Linked DNA regions of Homo sapiens: region 1 is linked to region 2. A link is an interaction called in ENCODE POLR2A ChIA-PET data of the cell type or tissue named here. Cell type or tissue: OCI-LY7. All regions are shown on one strand. Links, peaks and the distances in the headings refer to the core of each region. The heading gives the core; the rest is flanking DNA.

Region 1 (5,370 bases), core at 138-5,137, 160 kb after region 2:
TGCCTGGCCACTGCTTTCTACAACTCCACAGGACACCACTGGTATTGTGGCCGCCTAAAGGGTGTCTGTCGTGGAGTCGTGCAGCGCACAGCCTGCGTGGCCTCACTGGGCAGCCCTGGTGGGCTGTCGCTCATAGCTCGGGCTGGAGTAGTCCCTTCCCCAAAGGACTGAGATGAAAAAAGGAATGTTTCATCCCATAAGGTGTCTCACAGCTGGGACACCATAGCGGTGCCGTGGCCAGAGCACTCAGGCCTGACTGACCACAGAGCCTGGTCAGCAGCTCGTTCCTGCAGACGCAGCACCCCAGTGGTGCTGAGCCCACAGCGTGGCTTTTGGGGTGACGCTGTGTTCCCTGGAGCGCCTTAGGCCTGGCACCCTGCCTGCTGCACTACTGGTCCCACTCTCCAAGCCCACCCCAAGCTTCCTCTGCCCCTGCCTATCGCCTGAGCCCCCTCCCAGAAACCTCACGGTCACAGCTCCCTACCCACACCCCACGCTCCCAGTCCCATTGAGCAGGCTGAAAAACAGATGATGGGCCAAAAACTATGAGGGCTGGCCTAGAGCTGCAGAGGCCCCTGAAAGTCAACAAAGTGGAGGCTGCAGCAGCAGCATGGTGGCATGGGCCCAGTCAAGGGGGATGGGGCAGAAGCCTGGACTCCAGGCCCGCTCTGCTGCGGACCAGACAGGTGAGCAGGTCACCGTCCTTCTCTTGGCCTCAATTTACCCTCATGTAAAATGAGGGGGCTGGGCTCATTGAGCTCTGAGTCTCTATCGCCCTGACTTCTGTTTCTGTGTCTTCCCCTAATTGCCTCCGGAGATTAGAGAAATGGGAAAAGAAAGAAACGCTCCTATAAAAACTGGCAGCAGGCCAGGTGCAGTGGCTCATGCCCATAATCTCAGCACTTGGGGAGGCCAAGGTGGATGGATTGGTTGAGCTCGGGAGTTCAAGACCAGCCTGGGCAACATGGCAAAACCCCTTTTCAATAAAAAATACAAAAATTAGCTGGGCATGGTGGCATGTGCCTGTAATCCCAGCTACTTTCAGGGCTGAGGTGGGAGGATTGCTGGAGCCCATGAGATTGAGGCTGCAGTGAGCCACGATTGCACCACTGCACTCCAGCCTGGGCAACAGAGCGAGACCCTCTCTCAAACAAACAAACAAAAACCCTGAGGACATACAGAGGCATGGGTCATTGCAGCCTGGGTTTCACGATGACCATGCCTGCGGAACCAGATGCCCCTTCTGTAGTTCTTCAAGCCCCACCCCATCAGACTGGACCAAGTCCCCCCGTGCCAGGGGCTCAGGAGCTGCTCCCATCTTCTGCAGATGGCATGGAACTCCAGAAACCCCTGAGACCTGGGGAGACAGCCCCTACCCCTTCCCAATGAGCCCTCGGGGTACCAGGCACATTTTGTGCTCTGGAAATGCCCAAAGACTAGGCAGGGGGTGGGTACCCAGGAGGGAAGCAGGTCAGGCCGACTCTCCCCCAGTGACCCACTCCCCTAAAAGCCACCACTGGCCCCGGGACTGTCAGCAGAGCAAGCTGACATCGCTTCCCCAGAGTCACTTCACCACTCTTGGCATCAGCTAAATTGAAATATATCTAATGTGAGGCCCCAGTGATACAACTCAGAACAGGCACACGTTCCCTCCATATTTCCATATAAATAAGGAAAGCTGGGACGCTGGGAGATACAAATAGATCCTCTCATTTACAGACGGGATGTGTTTATTACCCACCGAGGCCCCGTCTCCTCCCCAGACGCTCTTCGTCTCTCTCTGTCTCTCTCATCCTCCTTCGTCCCCCTTTTCTTGTCCCCATCCCCACCCTTTACCATTGGAAATTGAATGAGCCCCCATCTCTCCAGAAAGCAGAGACCTCCCTGGCACTGAGAAGGGAACTGTGACTGGGTGTTCGTGCAGCTGGAGAAATGCGCACATTTATCTCTCTGTACTCGCTCACCGCAGAAACCAGCTGAGGCCACGGGAGCTCTGGGCTCCGGGCAGCAGAGAAGACAAGGACAGGCCGTGGGAGGCCACACCAGGCTCTTCCTCAGACCTCCGGGCCCCGGTCCCCCATCCATCAAGCCTGAGAGAAGAGCCCCAGGGCCCCTTAGTACCAAGGGCCAGAGCCAGAGCCAGAGCCATCCACAGAGCCAGGTAGCCTTCCCCAGGTTCAATCCCTGGTGGAGGCCTGGGAGGTCTGGCAGGGCCCAGTAGACACATGCAGCTGTGCCATGGACCTTCAGCCTACAGACCCCTCCCAAAAGATAGCCTCCTACCACTACTTTTTTTTTTTTTTTTTTTTTTAAGCCGAGACAGAGTCTTGCTCTGTCACCCAGGCTGGAGTGCAGTGGCGCAATCTCAGTTCACTGCAACCTCCTCCTCCCTGGTTCAAGCAATTCTCCTGCCTCAGCCTCCCGAGGAGCTGAGATGACAGCACGTGCCACCACACCCTGCTAATTTTTGTATTTTTAGTAGAGATGGGGTTTCACCACGCTGGCCAGGCTGGTCTCGAACTCCTGACCTCAGGTGATCCACCTGCCTCAGCCTCCCAAAGTGTTGGGATTACAGGCGTGAGCCACCACACCCAGCCTCCTACCACTGCTTCTTCAAGACAAGTCAGAGGGCAGGAAACAGCCTCACAGCACTATCTGCAGCCACATGGGGAAGGAGGCCTAGGCGAGAAGGGCTGGAAGGGCAGGAAACAGGAGGAGGACCTGGGGTGGGAAGTGGGGCAGAGCTGCCTGGGAGGGGGCAATGCCGGAAAGCCCTCCCCAGAGCCCAGGCCCAGCCCAAATGCAGCAAGAGGGAAAGAAGTCAGATCTCCTCCGGGTCATGATTCCCCATGCAGCCTCCTCTCTTGAATCTTTAAGATGAGTGTGCAGAATACAGAATGAGATGTCAGTCACATTTCATCCCCAAAGTACGCAGTTTATCATGAAGTATAAACAGGCACAGAGGAGAATTTGGAGGCCCCACACATAGACCACAGTCCACAAGAGGCTGAATGACGCCCTCCTCTTCTTTTCGAGAAAAGCCTTCTCCTCCCTCTCCCTTCGCAGCCACAGTCCATGTGGGACCCCACTTCTGTCACCGGTTTGACAGGGGAGGAGAGATTGTTTTTCCCATTTGTACACAGATTGTTTTGTTGACCAATGCAATTTTTTTTTTTTTTTTCTAAATAGCAGGGCCTTAGAGGGTTTCCTTCTCCTGATTCTGCTCTGGGGTTGTCTAGACTCCGCAGATTTCTTTTGGGTAACAAAACGTGCATTATCCAACAATCCAACCTTGGCCCAGGACTTCCAAGATCCCTCCCCAGGCCTGATTCAGCCAAGCAATTTGCCAAGCACCTCCCCGTGAAGCCCTAATCCTTCCCTCAGGCATCTCCTAAGTGGAAATGCTGGTACCTCCTAGGTTTTCTGCAGGGCTGCCCCAGGCACTGCGTGGGGATGTAGTTTGAGGGGCTTCTCTTGCAGGATCAGGATGTTAAACCCACATTGCACACTGCTTTCCCGGCCTGAGTCCCTGCCTTGGGTCTGCCCAAGCAGATTAGCTTGATCCAAGGGTATGAAAGAAATCATGGAGGACAATGCGAGTCGGGATCTAAAGTGAATCAGGGTCAGCTCTCCTGGGTTCTCAGCGGCCCTTTTCTTGTCTGTCTCCTCCTTCTCCCGGACTTCAGTTCTGTATTCCAGGCACTCAGCTTCTGAGGCCTGGGAAATGTGAAAAGACTGGCTTGGATAAACTTGGTCTGAGAACTAATGTTACAACACGTAGAATCTCCACTCCTAGGTATACCCAACAGAAATGCCTACGTATGTTTACCAAAAGACGTGCACTGAAATATTCATAGCAGCACTGTTCGCAAAAGCCCAAAACTGGAAACGACCAAATGCCCACCAATGGTCGGATGGATAAAAATATGGTGGTGTACTCACACAATGGAAGGCTACACAGCAAAAAAAAAAAAAAAAAAAAAAAAAGTGCAAGTGACTACAACCGCATACAAGATAGTGAGTCTCACACATGTACTACTGAGAGAAAAGACACACACAAAAGACTACTCCTCTATTAGTTCATTCTCAACGTTGCTACTAAAGACATACCTGAGACTGGGTAATTTATAGATGAAAAAGGTTGAATTGACTCAGAGTCCAGCATGGCTGGGGAGGCCTCAGGAAACTTACAATCATGGTGGAAGGGGAAGCAAACATGTCCTTCTTCACATGGCAGCAGGAAGGGGAAGTACCGAGCAAAAGGGAAAAAGCCCCTTATAAAACCATCAGATCTTGTGGGAACTCACTGACCATCACAAGAACAGCACCAAGGTAAACCACCCCCATGAATCAATTACCTCCCACAGGGTCTATCCCACAAGAGGTGGAGATTATGGGAACTACGATTCAAGATGAGATTTGGGTGGGGATACAGCCAAACCATATCAACTCCTGAAACGATTCCATGCTCACAAAGTCCAAAAAACAGGCAGAACTCTTCTATGTGATCAGAAGTCAAGTCGTGACTATCCTTGGGTGAGTAATGACTGTGAAGTGGCATGGGGACACTTGGGGACTGATCACGTTCTGGTCCTTGCTCTGGGTTGTTAGTTGCATGGATTGTTCATTTGTGTATATGATACCCCATTAAAAAGTTTAAGACCACGTACACGCACACACACATGCACACACATGCACATGTACACACGAATGCACACACACCTCTAGTCCAATTGTATGACCTTGGGCAAGTGCTCTCCTATGTGGTTCCATCCATCTTTAGACCCAGACCTGCAGCTGGGGTTGGACCCCCACCCCCATACCCAGGCAAAACTGCATAGCACCGAGCACAGCAGGGCTCCTACACCCCTTGCACTCTGGGGCACTGAGTCTGATCCTGCCCAGATGGGGCAAGAGCCATGGGGTAGGTGAGTTACCTTGACTCTCTAACCCCCTTAGGGAGATAGGCATAAAAACCAGAGCCCGGCCAAAAACCCCTCCTCTCCCCCATCCCTAATTCCCACCTCTTAGACCCCTGACCTTTCTGGAGGTTCAACTTCCTCAAGGCCTCTGTAGCAGCCCACCCAGATAGGCACACCTCCTTTCCAGGGGTGGCAGCCAGGTAGTTTATGAATCTCTGTCTACACCCCATCTTCCCATGCACCACTTTTCCCACCAGCCCTTCCCCAAGCCACCCTTCCGGTTCACCTTCACGACTGCTCCCTCCCATCCCCACCCACCTCAATCCTCAGCCTCTCCCACACAGACACTCCAGCACCTCCTTGGTCCTCTTTCATAAACACGCTTTGCTGCAGTGCCCCCATTTCAGACTCGACACATCCATTAAGTATTGATGGAGTGCTCGCCGTT
Region 2 (5,370 bases), core at 273-5,272:
CGGCTCACTGCAAGCTCCGCCTCCCGGGTTCACGCCATTGTCCTGCCCCAGCCTCCTGAGTACCTGGGACTACAGGCACCCGCCACCACGCCCGGCTAATTTTTTGTATTTTTAGTAGAGATGGGGTTTCACCATGTTAGCCAGGATGGTCTCGATCTCCTGACCTTGTGATCCACCCACCTTGGCCTCCCAAAGTGCTGGGATTACAGGCGTGAGCCACTGCGCTTGGCCGTGTCCCTCTATTTGAACAGGTTTGAACCAGCCTGTGATCACAAGAAAGGGGAAGGCAGAAGGCACAGATCTGAGAAACGTTTTGGCAGTAATGGCAGGACATGGCCAATGCCGGATTTGGCAGATCAGGCCACATGAGCAGCCAGGTTAGGACACCGGGGCTTCAAGCTTTGGAACTGCAGGCTCCAAACCCCTCTGGAGACTTTGGTAGGAGATGTGGCTCTGCAGAGAAAGAGCAGGAACGTGCATTTCAGTGTGGACTTGCCCAGGCATTGCTGACATCCTTCTAGGGAGGCAAAGGTTGGAAGAGGAGCGCCTCACGGCAGGACCCTCTTCGGTTTATCCATTGATGGACCCACAAGGTCTCACACTCTGCCTGGTGACTCACAGGCATTCATGAAACGAGCGGTGGTTTGAGATCTCTCTGGGCATCTGAGTCTGGAATTCAGGGAGAACCCTGGCTGGGAGTCACCATTTGAGGGGTGTTTAGGTCCAGGTGGTCTCTGCAGCATGTGGGGACCAACTTCTCCGTAAGAGTCCTTTATAGACTGGTGATCATTACAGCCACCACAGCTAGGGGTTGTTTTTCTGTCTGAATCTTTTCTTCTCTACGTTGAAGAATTCCTGCCCCCTGACCCTCTGCAATCTGTTGCCTCCCACCTTCCCGGCCCCTCACCGCCTCCCCTTCCCACACCTTATGTTCTTCTTCACAGCAGGCTCTCCGCCCACCCATCTCTCAAGCCCTGCACTGTCTCCTGTCCCTGTGCCTTTACTCATGAGATTTTCTCAGCTCTGAAGCCCTTGCTCTCATTTTTGTCCTGATATGCTACTCACCCTTCAAGGCCAGCCTCCAATGCTGCCTGCTCTGTAACGCCTTCAGCACCTCCACCCATCCACGCGGCCTTCAGCACCTCCACCCATCCACGCGGCCTTCAGCACCTCCACCCATCCACGCGGCCTTCAGCACCTCCACCCATCCAAGCGGCCTTCAGCACCTCCAGCCATCCACGTGGCAGGGGGTGCTCCCTTCCCATCACGCTCACCTCGCCTGCACCTCCTGCCCTGCCAGGCTCCAAATCAAGATGCAATATTAAGGCTGGTCGTGGTGGCTCACACCTGTAACCCCAGCAATTTGGGAGGCCGAGGTGGGCGGATCACTTGAGGTCAGGAGATCGAGACCAGCCTGGCCAACATGGTGAAACCTCATCTCTACTAAAAATACAAAAAATTAGCCAGGCGTAGTGACAGGTGCCTGTAATCCCAGCTACTCAGGAGGCTAAGGCAGGAGAATCACTTGAACCTGGGAGGCAGAGGCTGCAGTGAGCTGAGATTGCTCCACTGCACTCCAGCCTGGGCGACGGAACGAGACCCCATCTCAAAAAAAAAAAAAATGCTATATTAAGTGTTGCTTTGGCCAGGTATGGTGGCTCATGCCTGCAATCCCCACACTTTGGGAAGCCAAGGCAGGAAGATGGCTCGAACCCAGGAGTTTGAGAGTAGCCTGGGCAAGATGGAGAAACCCTGTCTCTACAAAAAAATTAAAAATTAGCTGAGCATGGTGGCACATGCCTGTAATCCCAGCTACTTGGGAGGCTGAGGCAAGAGGATCCCTTGAGCTCAGGAGTTCAAGGCAGCAGTGAGCTACGACTGCACCTCTGCACTCCAGCCTGGGCTTCAAGGTGAGCTCTGTCTCTAAATAAAATAAAATAAAATCAACAAGTGCTGCTTTGATATCTTTGAGCCCCACAAAGCCCCGAATGGGCCTAGTAGCTGTGAGGCCTCCTGTTCTCACCAGGCACGCCCCCCCACCCAGCAGGAAAGGCTGCTTACCTGGTTCCCGCATCAGCTAGATTGGCTACGCCCCACGTGTCTTCAATCTAACGGTCTCACCTCCCTGCCAGCCAGTAGCATTATTCAAACAAGCCAATCAGAGGGCAGCTCACCCTTTTGTTACTACAAAGGCTGCCCCTCACAGCCCCTCTGGTTCACTCTGCGCTGGGGTGTACCCTCATGTGGTCCTGCATGGCCCACAGTGTCTTCCTCCTCCAGAAGTATCTGCTAGTAATAAGCTGGTGTCTCATCAGTCCAGTATTGGTGCCATGTGTCTGGCCACCTTCTACTGTGTAGTGTGGAGGATTCCCACAGGGTGAAGAGGAAGGGATCAGGGCATCTCCCTAGCTGCTCCAGTCAGACCTTGGCCTTGGTTAGGTGCATTTTTGCCCTGTCTCCTCTTTCCCTCAAGGTCAGGGATTGCGTGGCCCCATCCTGGCAGCCCCAGCACCTTGCTTGGCCCATGGAGGGGACTCGGGATCTGTCTTCTTAGTTGGTGACTTCTGCTCTCTCACCCCCACCCCCACCCCTAGCTGCTCCCAGCGTCCCTCCTCCAAGTTCCCCACATCTCTCTAAGACTCATTACGCCAAAGAAACGCTTGCAATTTGGAGCTATATTTTGCTTTCTAAGTCTTCATTGTGCACGTCTAGACTGAGTTGGGGGATTTTGGACAAACATTTATTAACCACCGTGAGTCCTTGCAAAGATTTCCTGCAGAATCAATACCCCGAGGCCATTTAAATATTGTCTGAAACCAAGCCAGTCCCCCGCTCATCTCCCTTGCTCGGCTCCAAATGATGTTTAATTTTTCTATAAATTAACTCGCACAATGTCACACCACATTACTGCACCTTGGAACATTCCTATTCCGATCTGCGAGCAGCTGACACGCCAGGCGATGGCACGATTTCCTCCAGGAACGTTTCTCTGTAATGTGACTGATTACAATATAGCTGGCTGCAGGAGAAGCCGCGGCGCTCCAGCCGGCTGAGGGTGAGCCAACACAACCCAGAGATAATGAATAATGGTTTGTGGCAAAACTGATAATGCGCCCACTATTATATTGACTGGGGCTGCGGCTTCAGTTAATCGTGCTAAATTGCTAGGCTGGAGCTGTGTTCCGCCGGGCTTGGCCGCTGCCTTCCTCTTTTGAAAATTTCCATTTGTCTGAAGTTGGGTTCTTGTCTTTTCCTCCTGCCCTTCTATTCAAATGAGCTGGCTATTTTTGCCGGCGGCCGCCTGTGGGAGTGAGAGTTTGAAAGGCATAAGAGCTTGGACTCCATCTGTCGGCCTGTGTGCACACCTTCCCATCTGAGTGCACACCACGCACCCGCACAGCACTGGGTGCTAGGAATGTGGACGGGCAGCTGTTGTGCACTCCCCACCTGCCCTAGAGGCTTGTTGTCCAGGGGAGAGATGGACATCGCACCAGTGATTCCAGCGCTGCCCGTTAAGGGCTCTGTGTCAGCTGAGGTCAGACCAGGAGTCGCTTTAAATCTTGCCTCCTGCGCTTTCCAGCCATGTGACTTTGAGCATCTCTCCTTGTCTGTAAAGAGATGATGCTCATGAGCCCATTGCAGAGTGTGATGGTGTTAGATGGATCCCATCATAGACCGCTGAGCTGTGCTTGGCACATAGTGAGTGTCTCCCAAATGGTTCTTATCCTGGTGGCAGAGGCCTGTGCAGATGGCTACAGGTTGCAGAGGACGGAGAGACTGGCTCCCTGGAAGGTGAGGTGATGCTGGAGTTGAGTGTTGTAGTGAGGAGAGGTGCAGAAGGGTGAGCCTGGGGGACGGCACAGAGGCCTGGCACGTCCAGAGAGGGCAGGGGAAGGCTGGGCCGGAGGGTTGGATGGTGTGTCTTGGGGAGAGGCAGCAGGTGCTTGCTGGCCTCTGATTTCAGCCGAGACAATGGGGACCCCAGGGACAGTCCTTGTTCACCTCCAAGTACTGCCCTGAACTGTCTCCACCTTCAGCCCACACTCAGGGCAGTCCCAAAATGCAGAGGGGCCAACGTCCCCTGGGACAACCCTGGAACACGGAGGCCTGGAGTCGCCGCATCCAGGCCCGTGTGTGTTGGGGTGGGAGGTGATGCTGAGGCACATCCCAAGCAGCTCCTAGCGAGTCCCCAGCAGTCTGAGCCTCAGGCTCCTAACACAACCTTTACTGGCTTGTCCTTCATTTCTGCTTCCTGGGGTCACCCTCAAATGAACGATCCCCATCCATGCCCTTGCTTCCAGCTAAGGGAGAAAGGTGCACACCTCGAGAGCCTCCTCCCACCGAGCTTGCCCTCCCTCAGCCAGATCCTGAGAAGAGGAAATTCAGGACCCAGCCCTTCTCTGTGACACCTACAGTGGCTGGTGTGGGGCGTGAGAAGCCCTGTTTAAGAGGGTCACTGGGCAAAAGAGTGAAGCCATTCCTGCCTACCTTTCCACTCCCATCCCCAAAGCAAAGCCTGGCTGGGAGGTGACAAGGCAATCCCAGGTGGCAGCGGCTGGGCGAGGGGCAGCAGTGGGAGTGGGGGAAGTCAGGGAAGGGGTGGTCCCACTCTGGGAAAATTCACACAGAGAGGAAGTAGATGTCTGCAGAAAGCCTTGGTACAGGAGAGGGGGTGACTGCTCGCAGAGGCACCCAGTCACATGGACCCGGGTTCAAATCCCACCTCCACTGCTTACGAGCTGTGTGGCCTTACTCAAGTCACTGCCTCCTCTGTGCCTGTTTGTAAAATGAGAGGTTAATAATGGCATCTTTCTCACCTGGGCACATGAGTTCAGAATGAGCTCAAGTCTGCAGTACCAAGATCAGGTCTCAGCACCAGGTAAATGTTCGAGACTCGTGAGCTGGTACTGCTGATAAAATGACGCCATGACTGTGGCATAAGGACCCCGGTGGGGGCTGGCTGAGCCCCTCTCAGCCTCTGCCGCCTCATCTCTGCACAGCACAGTGGGGCAGGAGGCCCTGGGCCAGGCCCCCACGTGGGGCCTCACCCACAGGAGCCCCTTTGAGTTCGGCAGGGGGCACAGGGCTTACCTCCAGTCTCTGAGACCTGCCCTGCAGAGTAATGGCTCGGAGTGAAGAACCAGCTGGTGAGCTGCAGACATTTTCCTGAGTCTTTGGGGACTGTTTATCACCGCCACAGCCCAGAGCAAACCACTTTTTATAGCCAGTTCTGAGGGAGGGTTTGCAAAGGGGGGCCCAGAGCCTCCTGATCCCAGGGCTGGGCCTGGAGGGGGCTGACTCCCCAGGGGTTACCCCCACTCCGAAGATCTCTATCCTGGGCTCCCTTTGGGGGCCTCTTCACCCTCTTCC

Evidence for each region. Peaks named below come from ENCODE experiments on the same cell type or tissue, not always from the same donor. Only the 100,000 strongest peaks of a DNase experiment are listed, where the experiment ranks them.
Region 1: POLR2A ChIA-PET joins it to region 2 with 5 read pairs; 7 of 35 experiments call an interaction of 5 or more read pairs at or near these places.

The regions. Positions count from the first base shown.
Region 1 is chr17:76,874,271-76,879,640 of GRCh38, reverse strand. The region is part of intron 2 of MGAT5B (alpha-1,6-mannosylglycoprotein 6-beta-N-acetylglucosaminyltransferase B); the gene reads right to left. Among named protein-coding and RNA genes, the nearest start is that of MGAT5B, 8.6 kb to the right of the region's middle. In OCI-LY7, for the core only: no CTCF peak of the experiment used is centred there; no DNase peak of the experiment used is centred there.
Region 2 is chr17:77,034,921-77,040,290 of GRCh38, reverse strand. No RefSeq gene overlaps it. Among named protein-coding and RNA genes, the nearest start is that of SNHG20, 51 kb to the left of the region's middle. In OCI-LY7, for the core only: CTCF peaks have their summits at 3,118, 3,322 and 5,229; DNase peaks (open chromatin) are centred at 2,170 and 3,290; H3K4me3 peaks cover 1,995 bases; H3K27ac peaks cover 2,542 bases.